Linked DNA regions of Homo sapiens: region 1 is linked to region 2. Evidence: chromatin contacts called from ENCODE Hi-C data. All regions are on one chromosome and are shown on one strand. Each heading gives the region's core, a stretch centred on a gene start or an enhancer-like site at or near the end of the contact. The rest is flanking DNA. Distances are from core to core; before and after follow the strand shown.

Evidence for each region. A loop is a pair of places that touch in the nucleus more often than their neighbours do. Pooled maps may share reads with other maps.
Region 1: a pooled map of ovary shows a loop between it and region 2 (3-fold over the local background). The contact joins two enhancer-like sites. A Hi-C loop is called at or near these places in 1 of 168 maps with a recorded cell type or tissue (heart right ventricle) and 6 of 50 pooled maps.

Annotation. Positions count from the first base shown.
Region 1 is chr10:80,501,661-80,508,679 of GRCh38, reverse strand. It overlaps TSPAN14 (tetraspanin 14), which reads right to left. Exons shown (of 9, transcript NM_030927.4): 3 at 3,902-3,952; 4 at 1,306-1,452. Among named protein-coding and RNA genes, the nearest start is that of TSPAN14-AS1, 31 kb to the left of the region's middle. Within about 2 kb of position 2,944, at least 34 of the 41 ENCODE cell types and tissues checked have a DNase peak (open chromatin) inside an H3K27ac peak, as active enhancers do; they include heart right ventricle, where a contact is called at or near this core.
Region 2 is chr10:80,157,466-80,163,762 of GRCh38, reverse strand. It overlaps ANXA11 (annexin A11), which reads left to right. Exons shown (of 16, transcript NM_145868.2): 10 at 150-229; 11 at 358-414; 12 at 1,735-1,828; 13 at 4,568-4,663; 14 at 5,738-5,796; 15 at 6,000-6,122. Among named protein-coding and RNA genes, the nearest start is that of PLAC9, 28 kb to the right of the region's middle. RefSeq lists enhancers at 4,743-5,284, 4,382-5,581. Within about 2 kb of position 5,047, at least 27 of the 41 ENCODE cell types and tissues checked have a DNase peak (open chromatin) inside an H3K27ac peak, as active enhancers do; they include heart right ventricle, where a contact is called at or near this core.

The DNA of each region.
Region 1 (7,019 bases), core at 1,695-4,194, 350 kb before region 2:
GTTATCTGTACCAACTCTGCATGAAAGTATATGATCGTCAGCATAAAGACCCCTCCAGAAGCTCAGCTGCCCCAGGCCACAAGCAGTGGTGGCATTCTGCAAGGGGCCAGTGCAGCCACAGGTCCACATCCCATCAGGGCAGACTCCCAGCCTGCAGTCTGCGCTCTCACAGACATTATCACTGGCCATATAAGACACTAAGCAGCTTGCCACAACCGGCCAATTTGGAGTAATCTTTCAAAGTAAGAAAAAGCATACACACGGCCGGGCGCGGTGGTTCACGCCTGTAATCCCAGCACTTTGGGAGGCCGAGGCGAGAGGATCACAAGGTCAGGAGATGGAGACCATCCTGGCTAACACGGTGAAACCCCGTCTCTACTAAAAATACAAAAAAAAATTAGCCAGGCATGGTAGCGGGCGCCTGTAGTCCCAGCTACTCGGGAGGCTGAGGCAGGAGAATGGTGTGAACCCGGGAGGCGGAGCTTGCAGTTAGCCGAGATCACGCCACTGCACTCCAGCCTGGGCAACAGAGCGAGACTCGGTATCAAAAAAAAAAAAAAGAAAAGAAAAGAAAAAGGAAACACACATATGCACACAAGGCCTGCCAAAACGTAATCTCTGTTCATATAAAAGCAAGATGCTAAACATAGCTTTTCTTTTTTTTTTCCAGAGAAAAAATTAGGACAAAAAGCCCATAGTTTTGCTTTTAAAATTATGTCCAAGAAAAAGAAAGCTTGATCTAATGAAGTCAACAAACAATATACTGCAAAATATGATAATGTGTTTTCCCCACCAGGTGTTATTTAACTGAATAAATCTAAACATGAATTTGTATCTAAATATAAAACTAAACTCTTAGTAATCTGCAGTTCTGCCAGGAAATTTGGGATTCTGACTTGTACATCCAACAGACTCACACATCCTTGGAGGAGGGAAATGATTTAAGGTTACTTGCAACATCTTTTGATCTTAGCCAGGAAGGGCAAAGGACAGTAGCAGACAAACAATTCTTTTAGAATTTCTGAAGGAAGATAAAAGGCAAAGGAGCGGGGAGTAGAGCTGGCCTATAGGCAGCTGGCTCCTCCCACCCAGGGCTAAAAACCAGAGGGTACCTAATTCTCCTGCTGGGAGGAACCAGCTTCTCTAGACAGTAGAGTGCAAATGGCTGCCTCCTGCTCCCAGGCAGGGGCCTAGGGGAGGCTCCTAAGAGCTGCCACCTGCTCTGACCAGGTAACATATAATCCTGCCCAGCAGAGCCTGTACCCCATTGCATCCTATCCCACTCTTGTCTCTGTGGCCACTCACAAAGTTGAGCAAGCAGATATTCTCCCGCAGAGCCCCCACGCAGCCGGCGAACCCCAGGGTGAACATCACCACGCCCACCATCAGGACCAGCACCACAGGGTCGATTCCATGCATCCGGGTCACTTTGGTGAGGTCGGACAGCACACCCTGAAAGAGACAGAGAAAGCAGGGCAGCACTGGCCCAGAAGGGGAGTCAAGGATGCTGCCCTGGGGGATGCAGGTGGTACTGAAAACAGGGACTTGCTTCCCCAGGCTCAGCCCTCTTGTTGACAGCCAGGCCAGAGTCCGGCCCCATCCATGCCCTTAGGGGCCCCTCCGACCAGGCGATCCCTGCCCACCTCAGGTCCCAGAAAGTGTTCCTGGCCTCCACCTACGCTACAAGTTCCTCCTAGGCAGCCACCAGGCTTCTTCTGCAGCCTGTGGGGTGCCTATTCCAGGCCTGGAGGGAAACGGGGCCCTGTGGCCTGTGGTCAAACTGGTCACCCAGGTGGCTGACCTTGTTAGTCCCCCAATTTGGCACCTAATTAATGAAGAACACTACTCTTCTGAGATGAAAACAGCCTCAATATGAACACTCTAGTAGAAAACACGCCCAAGGGCAGGCCAAAGCAATGCTGTCCATAGAAGTTTCTACACCAATGGAGGTGTTTTAGACTATACCCCCACTGTCTGGCCACAGGTATCGTGGAGCACTTGAAATGTGGCTAATGAGACAGAAGGACTGAATTTTAATTTATATTCAATTTCAATTTAAATATAAACACAGTCACACAATGGGCAGAGCAGTTCCATAGGGTTTGTAAAACGCCAAGGGGGAAGCTAAGCCCTGGAGACTGAGTCATGTAGCATGTTTGCAATTCTGTTTCTTAGATTATGGTTGAACTAAGGGACCGGAGAGACCACAGCCCCCCTTCCAGTCACTGATCTCTGTTATAGTTTAACTGCTTCCTTCATTGTTCTTTACTAACTCAGATCAGATATCATCTAAGACCCAGGGACAATTACATCTTCAGTGTGGAATGTTAAACATACCTTTCCTGAAAGAAAAAGACCGCCTCAACTAATCAGAACATTGTGACTAAGCATCAAGACATACATAGGTGTCTGGGCATGGCGGCTCACGTCTGTAATCCCAGCACTTTGGGAGGCCGAGGAGGGCAGATCACTTGAGGCCAGGAGCTCAAGACCTGCCTGGCCAACATGGCAAAACCCCATCTCTACCTAAAAATACAAAAATTAGCCAGGCATGGTGGCACATGCCTGTAATCCCAGCTATTTGGGAGGGTGAGGCACAAGAATCTCTTGAACCAGGGAGGCGGAGGTTGCAGTGAGCCAAGATCCAGCCACTGCGCTCCGGCCTGGGCAACAGAGTCTCTGTCTGGCTTTGGCTGGATAAATGATCCCAAGCTCCTACATTTCGAACAGGAAGGCTGACTTCCATTCTTTGGAATTTGTGCTTCCTGGGTAGGCCTGTCCTCAACATGTGTGCTTGAATAAACTCTCTCTAAACTAGGTTCTGGCCTTTTCACTTATTTTAGATCGACAGATTCAAAGGAATTGTAGTAGCCAGCTCCACACTCAGGGCCACACCCAGTTAGGCGGCTGCAGTCCCAGGGGAAGCCACACGGTGGTGCTGTGAGGCACAGATTGAACCTGCTTCTGGGTCACTGGGGCAAAGGGACATCGTACCCCAGCTCTTGCCCTTTAGGGGTTCACAGGCCACTTGGAAGGTGCCCAAACCTGAAGGTGGGCCTTATCCAGTCCCTAAGACCATGGCAGGAAAGCCTGTAGACCTAGGTTCTCCTGCCTCCTCCTGCTGGAAGCAAAGGGAGGTTCCACTGAAGGAAGAAGGCCTAGGCTCAAGACACTAGAGGAAGCTTTATTCCTGGCTCTTTCTGGCCAGGCCTGCTCCACCTTACTGCTTCCCTCCCCTCCCCTCTTCCCTCCCTGGCCTTTTTCAGCCCTCACTGCCTCCCCAGCACCCCTGCCACAGGGCAACAAGCAGCAGCACAGCCCCACCCTGCCCATATCCAGTCTCATCCCCTTCCTGGAGCCGCAACTGCACCATGTCCTTCCCGACAGTAGGAGCCAGGTCTCCACTCCTCCCCTCTCCTCCTGAGGCTGGGCAAGGAGGCCCAGAGGTGCTTAAAGGCCCACCCCTGCCCCACAGGGCACCCTGGGGGCATGTCACCCAGCCCCGCTCCCTGCTGCCTGCTCTTTCTCATCCTGGAGGATAAGGGCTTCCACAATAAGCATGCCTGTATTCAGGGACCTGCCCGCTTGCTCCCAGAGGCACAGACAGGGTCAGGAAGCTGGATTGCCCAAGCCTGCTCTGGGCACAGCTGCATACAAGAGCTGAGCTCTCCACATCCACAGGGCTCAAAACCCAACCAGCCCAGCCCATACCTCCAGCAGCCAATACTATCATGTGGGCAGAGTACGCAAGAGCTGTGTCTGTAAAGATTGACAATTATACACCTTGACACTGCACAAGAAATGCTTGTTGTCAGGGAACAGATTGGAGGAGGGAAAATGAAGTCCAACGAATCTGGTTTTGGCTGCCTGAAGCTCAGTGTCCTGCGACAGTTACACCTACCTTTTCGCTCCATGCCCACAGCCCGACTCCAAGGAAGACAACTCCAGCCAACTAAGCGGGGCAGAGGAAAGAGAGAAGGAAGTTAGGTTGGAAACCAGCACTGTGAACATGCTTCACAGAGCAAAGTCCACACTGCCAGGTAGGGCATGCTCCTAGCTCACATCCCACATGGCCCCTCAGGCCCCGCAGATGACAGATAACCTGAACCTACCTTCCTGAATATCTGGACAAACTCCTTCAACCTCAGATGACCCTATGCCCCAGGGAAGGAAGAGGAAAAGATCTCAGAGCGGACTCCACCCTGGAGAGACTATGGGTCACAGACATCAGGCTGTGCTGCTTCTTCCCCTTTCTGCAACCCTGAACTCATTTCAGTGCACTATCTGGTGTATACGAAGACATCACCCCTTGGGAGGGCTGACCCAGGTCCCCTCAGAGGTTCCCAACACAGGATGAGACTGCATAGGACCAGGCACCACCACAGGGTGAGGACAGGGGGAAACAGCCCAGCATCTCTGCCACACACCCCAGCTCTCCAGCCCTGGAGATAGACTCCAGGCACAGATAAGCAGCTATCCAGTGGCCCAGGCCATTCACTGGCCAGGGCTGAGCCTCCTCCCTACTGTTAACTACAATGAGCAGGGGGCGCATCTATGCTCAGGAAAGGCTGGGCTTTTAGCTAGAGAATGAAAATAGGCTTGCTCTAAGCAATGAGCTCGCCCCAGAGGAGCACCACCCCCAACCCCAACTTCCCACCTGCAGGAACCCATACCCCATGTGCACCACAACAGAAAGGCGCCCACCCAAATACATCACACAGGTTCCTGAACCAGGGAGGGCTTTTCCATATACAACAAAACACAACGTGGGCTCTGTTAATAAAGCTGCCTCCTGTTTTTCTGTGACTACTTTACACCACACTGGCATTTCACTGCCATTTATCACCATCTCACGATAAATAACAGGACCACGCTTCTCTATGACTACCGGTGATCTCAAGCCTTGAGCCACTTCTACCTATTTTACTCAGTAACTAGCCCCAGGGGCTAGAATGGAAAGAAAGGGCTCAAGGAAAGCCCCAGGAAGTCTCATCCAACCTGAAAGTGATCTGTGATCCAACCTCTTCTGGATCACAGATCACTTTCAGAAAATGCACACATGCCCAGTATTTTGCATGAAATTTTAGAGGGGTCACAGCTTCCCACTGCTGGCTCCCACAATGGTCTGTGAACACTAAGTAAAGAACCCCCACCAAGAACCAATCCCTCCATTTTACAAAAGCAGAGCACTGGGGCCCAGGGAGGGCCAAGACCAAAATGTCAGGCAGTGGGGAGAAGGGCTGAATCACAAGTCTCAGTTCATTCATTCACTCCTCACTCATTCATTCAACAAATATTCACGGAGTACATCCCGAGTGCCAGATACCGTCTCAAGTACTGGATACAGCACCAAGCCAAGGGGGTAGAGCCCTTTCTACCATATCACACCACACCCTTTTCCCGCTTCTCAGTCCTCCCCCTGAACTGACTAGCTGGGAAGGGTTTTCCTGATAGAATGCATGACCGCTTCCTTTCCCTCCCCAGGTGTCTTACACTGGCATGCTGAGCAACCTGAAGGTGACTGGTCACCACCTGCCGAATCCTGCAGGCTCCATCCCCACCCATCTTATTCAAGGCCCCCAGGGACCTGCCTCCCTCTTGCCAAAGCTGGAGGCCAAGACTTTTCCTCATGGTATCTGACCTCATTGGTCACAGCTGGTCATTCTCTCCTCCTCCAACCATTCCACTGACACACCCTGCTTCGGGGACCCCAAGCATATGCCCCTGACTGCCTTCCTCCCTGCTCTTCCTCCTCCTCCTCCTTCAGACCCCTCTAGATGCTGGTGGGCCTCACTCACAGTCCTAGCTCCTTCACCCTGCCCTGAGCCCTCTCGATGATCTCATAATTCACAAGGCTTAAATACCATCTAAACATTGCTGAGTGACACACTCAGATGTCCAGTCCTGGCCATGCCCCCGGTCAAATACCCTAATGTCTACTTTACTTGTCCTCCTAAGACAGCTAACGATATTTTACTCTTACTGTGCCCCACTACGCAGCCTTGGTCCCCCAACCCCAACCGAGCTCCCCCCAACTCTTCTCCGTCTCATTCAGTGGCACCACCGTCCACCCAGCAAGTGTAAGAGAGAAAACCCAGACCCCAGGCTTGGTGCCTTCTTTCTCTTTTGCCCTACACTCAACCCAGAGGACCCTCTGCTGGTTCTGCCTCCAAATACACAGTGCATTCGACCAGCTTTCCTCCAGTGTCTCTGCTCCCACCTGCCCCGGCTCCACCCACTCGAGTCTGGATCCCACGGGGCTCCTCACTGGTCCAAGCAACAAGACTGACCCTTCAAAAATACAGAGCTGGGAACTCCCCTCCTCGAAACTCTGCAGTGACTTCCCACGCAGACCTAGAAGAAAATGCACGGTCTCTCCCATGGCCCCCAAGGGCCTCTGCAGCCAGGCTTCACACACATCTCCCACGGCATCTCCTTCCCACCTCCCTGCTCCAACGCCACTCCCTGGGCCACCCTGACATTCTTGTTTCTTGAAGTCATCAAAATCACCCCTGCCTCAGAGCCTGGACACTGTTCCCTCAGCCGGCAATGCTCTTCCTCCATATCCATTCCTGGCTCCTCCCTCACTGCGTTCAAGGCCTCCTTTTACCACCCTGAGTGGAACTGCTCCCCATCCTCCATGTGTGACCTCCTCTGTTGATTTTCTTCGCGGCACTGATCCCAGACCACAGGGGCTGTCTCTCTATTGTGTCTCCCCAGCTAAGCCCTTCTGAGGCCAGAGATGTTACCTGTTTTGTTCAGAGTTGCAGCCCAACAACGAGGAGGGCTTGGCCCTCAGTAGGCACAGAGCAGGCATGAGTGACTCCCCAGGATTCAAGACCAGGACAGTGCTTGCCTGGGTCCTTCTAGCTACCCCCAGGCACACTTCTGGGTGTGATTCAATCCAAAGGCATTCAGAGCAAATGTGGGCCAAGAAAAGCTCAGCCTGGCCCAGGTGCATGGGTCAAGCTCTATACAGGGGCATTTGCCTATGGTCAGAGCAGAACAAGCCCAGAGGC
Region 2 (6,297 bases), core at 3,798-6,297:
TGGAGGGCCATATGGGCTATTTGTTCTCTTGAGCCCGAGCCAAGACCTCCAGCCTTTTTCTCCCCAGTACCCACTTTTGATAGTGTTTTGCAATGGGCAGCTCCATAAAGAGAGCTACAGGATGGACCTTCCTTGCTTCTCCCTTTCAGAATTCAAAAAGACCCTGGAAGAGGCCATTCGAAGCGACACATCAGGGCACTTCCAGCGGCTCCTCATCTCTCTCTCTCAGGTACTTTTCCCACGACAGGGCTCGGGGCCCCCAAGCCATGGAAGTCAAAGAGATGGGATCCCCGCAATGAGGAAAGGGAAAATAAATGGGGAAGGAGTGGGCATGACCATACACCTGCTTCCTTTCAGGGAAACCGTGATGAAAGCACAAACGTGGACATGTCACTCGCCCAGAGAGATGCCCAGGTGAGTGTGATGGCCAAGCCCCTGGACTTCCTAAAGCAGGGATGCACCCCGCTTTCTTGCTTCCTGAGAGAGGTACCCTAGGGTGGAAAGAACAATAGATAAGCAGTGGGTTGCAGATGCTGTGAGTTTCAGACGCGCTGAACTGTTCAACTGTATGACCTAGAACAGGTAATCTGACCTCCAGGGCTTCAGCTTCCCCACCTATAGGAGGGAACATGTGAGATAATTAGTATTTCGATAGTTGATAGATCATGGTTTTGGACGTGGGATTTTGTGTGACAGCGTACTTTCCCCATGTTTAGTTGCACATAGCATTATGTTTGCAAAGGGGCAAAATTTGCACTTGCTTATTAAGTTTTTGAGGATTTGAGCCTAGAAACCAGCTGCCACATTAGTTGAGCACCCTTAGAATTCTGTCGTTGTCCCTCTTGTGAGTTGCAGACAAAAGGGGAAAAGTCCAAGCAAAGTCCAGGCATCTGAGCTACTCTCTCGAAAAGTTTGGGTTTCCCACTAATGAATTTCAACCGTAGTATTATGGCAGGGCAGAGCCATTACTTCCTGGTGGGGTGGAGTTGGCCATACCTCTCTGTCTCCCTTCACTGCTCTTGTCATCCACGGCAGGGCATTCACCAGGAGCTGCCAGTGGTCTAAATTATCTCTACCATCTGCGGGATTGGAATGAGACCTCAAGGAATGCCCCCTTGTTAGGGCTGGAGGAGAGCTACTCCTCTGGTCTGGTCCTTTTGCTGGTCCTCCTTTTCCGGAGGAGGAAACTGAGGCTCAAAAAGGTTGAGCACTGTTCCCAACTGAAAGCTAGAAGCAGAGCCCGGACAAGGGCCTATACTCCTGGCTCGGTCTTCTGTGCCCAGTCAGCACTTGCCTCTGCCCTGGTCTCAGACCTGCTGCTCCTGCAGGGTCTGCCTTATTCAGTGTCTCTCTGGCTGGTAACATCCATTCCCATTCTGGGAGTCAGGGCTGGACACGCCTGGGGCTCAGGGCTCTGGCTTTTGCTCCAGCGAGAGTTTTGCATGCCACTTTTAGCGGGGCAAAAATTGTCTCATGCTCTGCCTTCTCAGTCCAGAGCTGCTTTGGCCTCATCTTGACCTGTGGGATCTCAGCCCCTGATTGCTGCTTTCTGCTCTTTTTCAGGGCTGCTACCTGAGGCCTAGCAGGCACTTTAGAGGCCATCTAGTTCAGAGGTTGCAAATTGGCAAATACTTTAGGCTCAAACCTTCAGAAGTTTACCAGGCTCTCCTGGGTGACCTGGGCCTGGGGTCTGGGTGTGGCCTGTGCCACATGTGCGTCTTCCTCTCTCTCCAGGAGCTGTATGCGGCCGGGGAGAACCGCCTGGGAACAGACGAGTCCAAGTTCAATGCGGTTCTGTGCTCCCGGAGCCGGGCCCACCTGGTAGCAGGTAAGGCAGGCTGGGGTCCCTCAGAGGCCAGTTAGATGAGGGCAGTCAGGGGATTGTGGGGAAACAAAGCTATGGGAACACTTGGTCGTTCCTCCCTGCGTGGGGCTTTCGCCTCCTCAAAAGAGCCCCCTGGTGGGAATTTAAAAGACACTGTCAGAGGGTTTCCTGAGTTCTGGCAAACATCCAGTTCTGGAGGTTCTACCGGTGTAGAAACCTGGTGTCTTTGTACGTGGGAATGTGGAACGTCAGAGTTGGGAGGGTCCTTCGGGAGCACCCAATCCAGTGTTTTCCAAAGCCTGGCATAAGAAACAGTCATAACAATAAAACTGGGTGCCATTCATTTACTCATTCATTCAACAGATGTAAATCGCGCTCCCGCATGGGTCAGTCTGTCAGGTGGTGGAGCAGGTGTGGGGCCACGGTGGGGGGCAGGGCACTGCAGAGTGTGTTCCATGGGCTGCACTTTCTCATTTGGGGAGACAGACAGTAAACAACAATGAAATAAAATCTGTATCAGATGGGAAATCCTGTAGAGGAAAATCAAGCTGGAAACAGGTAGGGAGTGATGGTAGGGTCCACCGGGAGGTGCTTGGGCCAGTCCCCACTGAGGTCGTGACATTTGATTTAAAAACCTAAAGGGAGATGCAGGGGCAGAGGCCTGCCTGGGGCTCCCAGCACGACTGAGAACAGTGAAGGGGGACCATGTGGAGCAGGTGGAGTGAGCAAGAGGAGTGGGAGGTGAGGGCAGAGAGGGGAGAGGGCCCTGCTGATGACTTCCCGGAGCTGGGTATTTATCCTGAGCAAAAGAGGAAGCCAGTGGAGGGCCCTGAGCAGAGGAGGCTGTGCAGAATCCCTGGCTGTGGTGCCGAGAATGGAGTGAAGGGTGCAAGGCCAAGCAGCGAAGCCTGTCGGGAGGCTGCTGCAGGGACCCGGGGAGGAATGGTGGTAATAGGGGCTTGTGGTGAGGAGGTGTCAGGTTCCGGCCATGTTTGCTGATGAATTGGACACGTGACGTGTGGGAGAGAGAGGGTTCGAGGATTATACAGGGTTTCTTTAGGCCAAGCAGTGGGAGAATGGCCCTCAACTGAGACAGGGGGACTGTAGGTGGAGCTGGCTTTAGGTGCCTGTAGGGTGGAGCTGCAGGGAGGCTGCTGGGTTGCTGAGTGTGGAGGTCAGGAGAGGTCTGGCCTGGTTGTGGAAGGTAAGGGAGCTATGGGTAGTTGAAGTTATCTGAGGCTCTGGGACTGCAGGAGGTCCCCTCAGGAGGGAGACTGTGGGGAGCCCACCGGTGTGAGGAGACTAAGAAGGAGCAGCTAGGGAGGGAGGAGGACGCAGAGGAAGGGGGTCCTGGAGGCCAGTGTGAGGTGGCAGGCAAGGACTGAGGATGGTGACCACACGGAGCAACTGGTGGGCTGTGGCCAGGGCTGCTCCAGTGGGCAGTGAGGGTGAAAACCCAGCGACCGCTCTGTGCTGCACACAGAGACAGGCGCTGTGGCTCTCCCCATTCGCAGCTGTGAAAGCAGGCACAGGGTGGTAGAGGAAGTAGGGGTGCACAGCTAGTAACAGCTGAGCTGGGATTTGAACCCAGACCACCCGACCCCAGAGCACACTTTTTAACCTCTGCACTATCCTGTAATGGAGCCTGAGTGAAAGCATTTTCATCTTAATCATTATTTCTTTTAATGAGTACAGAACATGTAAGTAGTGCATCAAGCCCATGGCTTCACAAACATTATTACTTAGGAGAAAAGAGTAGCTGATTGGAAGAAGATATTAATTGAGACAGATACACACAGAGCAGAAATCACAACTTTAAAATGCAAATGGTAGCTGAGACTCAGGCTGGGGAAGGAGAGTTTTATGTCCTGGGTCAGAACTGGAGTCAGGACCAAGGTCTCCATCATGCCACCTGTCTCTCTAGGAGCCAGCCATCCACTCCTGTGGGTGCTTAGCGTGTCCTAGGTCGAGGTGAGCAGCAAGAAGCCAGGCTGGCTGGGGCAGGCTGGGCCTCAGCTCACAGGCAGGCTGAGGAAGACAGATGGATGCATGAATAAAGCCAAGGAATGGCAGAGACTGGAGGTGTGGAGGATTTGAGAAGAGGGGACACTGTCTTGGAGTACATGGGAGTGGGCCCTGGAGGGGTATTAAGGTGCGATTTGGTTAAGCAGATTGGCAGTCCTGAGAAAGGGACCACACAGGGAGGGACATCAGGTGGTGCATGTAACTTGTGACGAAGACTCTGACTTCCTTGAGCGCTAGCAGGCCTGGGGACGTGCAGGGTGTGGGAGCAGAGTGGCAGGTGGGAGATTTTGGGGCAGAGGCCACCTCATGTGAGTCCTCTGTTAGTCTGCTCATGCTGCCATGACAAAATACCACAGACTGGGTGGCTTAAGCAGCAGATACTCATTTTGTTACAGTTTTGAAGGCCAGATATCCAAGAGTGGGGTGCCGGTTTCTCCCGTGGCCTCTTCGTGACAATCACTGTGCTCACATGGTCTTTCCTCTGCATGTGCACATCCCTGGGATCTCTGTGTGTGTCCTAATCTTCTCTTCTTCTAAGGAGACCAGGCGAATTGGATTAGGGTACACCCTAGCAGCATGTTTTAACTTAATTACCTCTTTAAAGATCTTATCTCCAAACACGGTTATATTCTGAAGTCCTGGGAGTTGGGACTTCCACATATGAACTTTGGGGAGACACATTTCAGTTCATAATATAAGCCTCTGTCATCCCCATAGTTTTCAATGAGTACCAGAGAATGACAGGCCGGGACATTGAGAAGAGCATCTGCCGGGAGATGTCCGGGGACCTGGAGGAGGGCATGCTGGCCGTGGGTAAGTGTCTCAGGTTTGCCGCCCACCTGCCAGGGGCTAACGTGTATCGTGAGTGTTCAGGCTGCTCGCCTGTCCTCCAGCTGATGGGTGACACCGTGAAGGGACCACAGGATCCAAGATCGCTCAGCCCAGAGTGTCCAGATGCTGGGAAGTCATGCTGCTTCCCGGTTCCCTGTGCAGTTGAACCCCTAGCTGTCCTGGAGGTGTCTTGTGTGTGTTTGCGGTGCAGCTCTGGAGTAGGGAACTGCAGTGTGGGTATTAGTGGGAGGGCATCCAACTGCGCTCCCGGAGGAGTATGACTCATATCCTGCCACGTTTCCTCTAAAAATACATCCCTGCAGGCAGTTGTCAGATGTTTGTGATGGAAACACGTGGAAAGATTTTTACTTGCAGCAGCGAAACAGGCCCATGCTGAGGAAAGCTGGCTTGGCTCCAGGATGGTGGTGTGCCTCTTACATTGCCCATGTCCTCTAGCAGGGCCCTCCCACTGTGCAGAGTTGGGTCCCTGCCCTGAGGCCCTCACAACCCCTCTTTCTACTCACTTGGGAAAATCAGTCTGCCCCTTTTTTCATTATGCTTTTTTTGGAGCTTTCTGGATGGGAGAGATGGAAAATCCTCATTTCCCTGCCTGTCCCCCATAGTAGGTCTCATGGCCTGGGAAGCCTAGGGAGATGCACATTCCACTCAGCCACGGTTTCTCCATGACGGTCATGGCCTCTCCAGTCTGCCCCTCCTGCCTGAGCAGCAGCACAGTTCCTCATCACCATCCACATTGCTTCCCTGTGTAGCTCCTAGCCCCACTAAGACCCCCGCCCCTCTGACTCTTGGTCCTTTCACCGCAGTGGTTGCCAGGAAAGAGGGTGGGTTGGTTTCCAGGCTTTGCGTGTTTCTGTTCCAAATAGCTGGAGCCAAGATCATGGGATAGTTGAGCCTGGAACAGAAGGAGGAGGAGAAAAGATGGATGCAGTGATGGGTTTGACATCTGGGCCTCTAAGAGGACACTTGTAGACTCCATGCCCTGCTTGGGCTGAGAATTTTCTGCAGATCTGGTTATGCCGAGTTTCTCTCTTCTAGTGAAATGTCTCAAGAATACCCCAGCCTTCTTTGCGGAGAGGCTCAACAAGGCCATGAGGGTATGTAACTTCCATGTGCAGGTTGCGATGGAACCTTAGCCTCGCCTGTGCCTGGGACCAAGGGCTGAGGGCAGAAGGCCTGGGGAGAGCTAAATCTCAGCTGAGAGTTCCGAGGACCTGGGTAGGGAGGGGACTGGAGGGCCCAGGGCAGGTGGGAAGGTGAGGAGGCCTGGTGCTCATGCTCTTGGGTGGACTCTCTTTAGGGGGCAGGAACAAAGGACCGGACCCTGATTCGCATCATGGTGTCTCGCAGCGAGACCGACCTCCTGGACATCAGATCAGAGTATAAGCGGATGTACGGCAAGTCGCTGTACCACGACATCTCGGTACGGGCCTGCTGCAGGCCAACTGGGCTCCCTTTTGGCATCTCAGTCACCTGTGGAACCTCCCTCCTTGGAGTGGCCATATGCTTGGCCTCTGTGCTGTGTGTGGGCATCTTGATTATGGACCTCGGACTTGTTCATCCCCTTGCCCTTAAACAGATTATAAATTTCTGAGGGC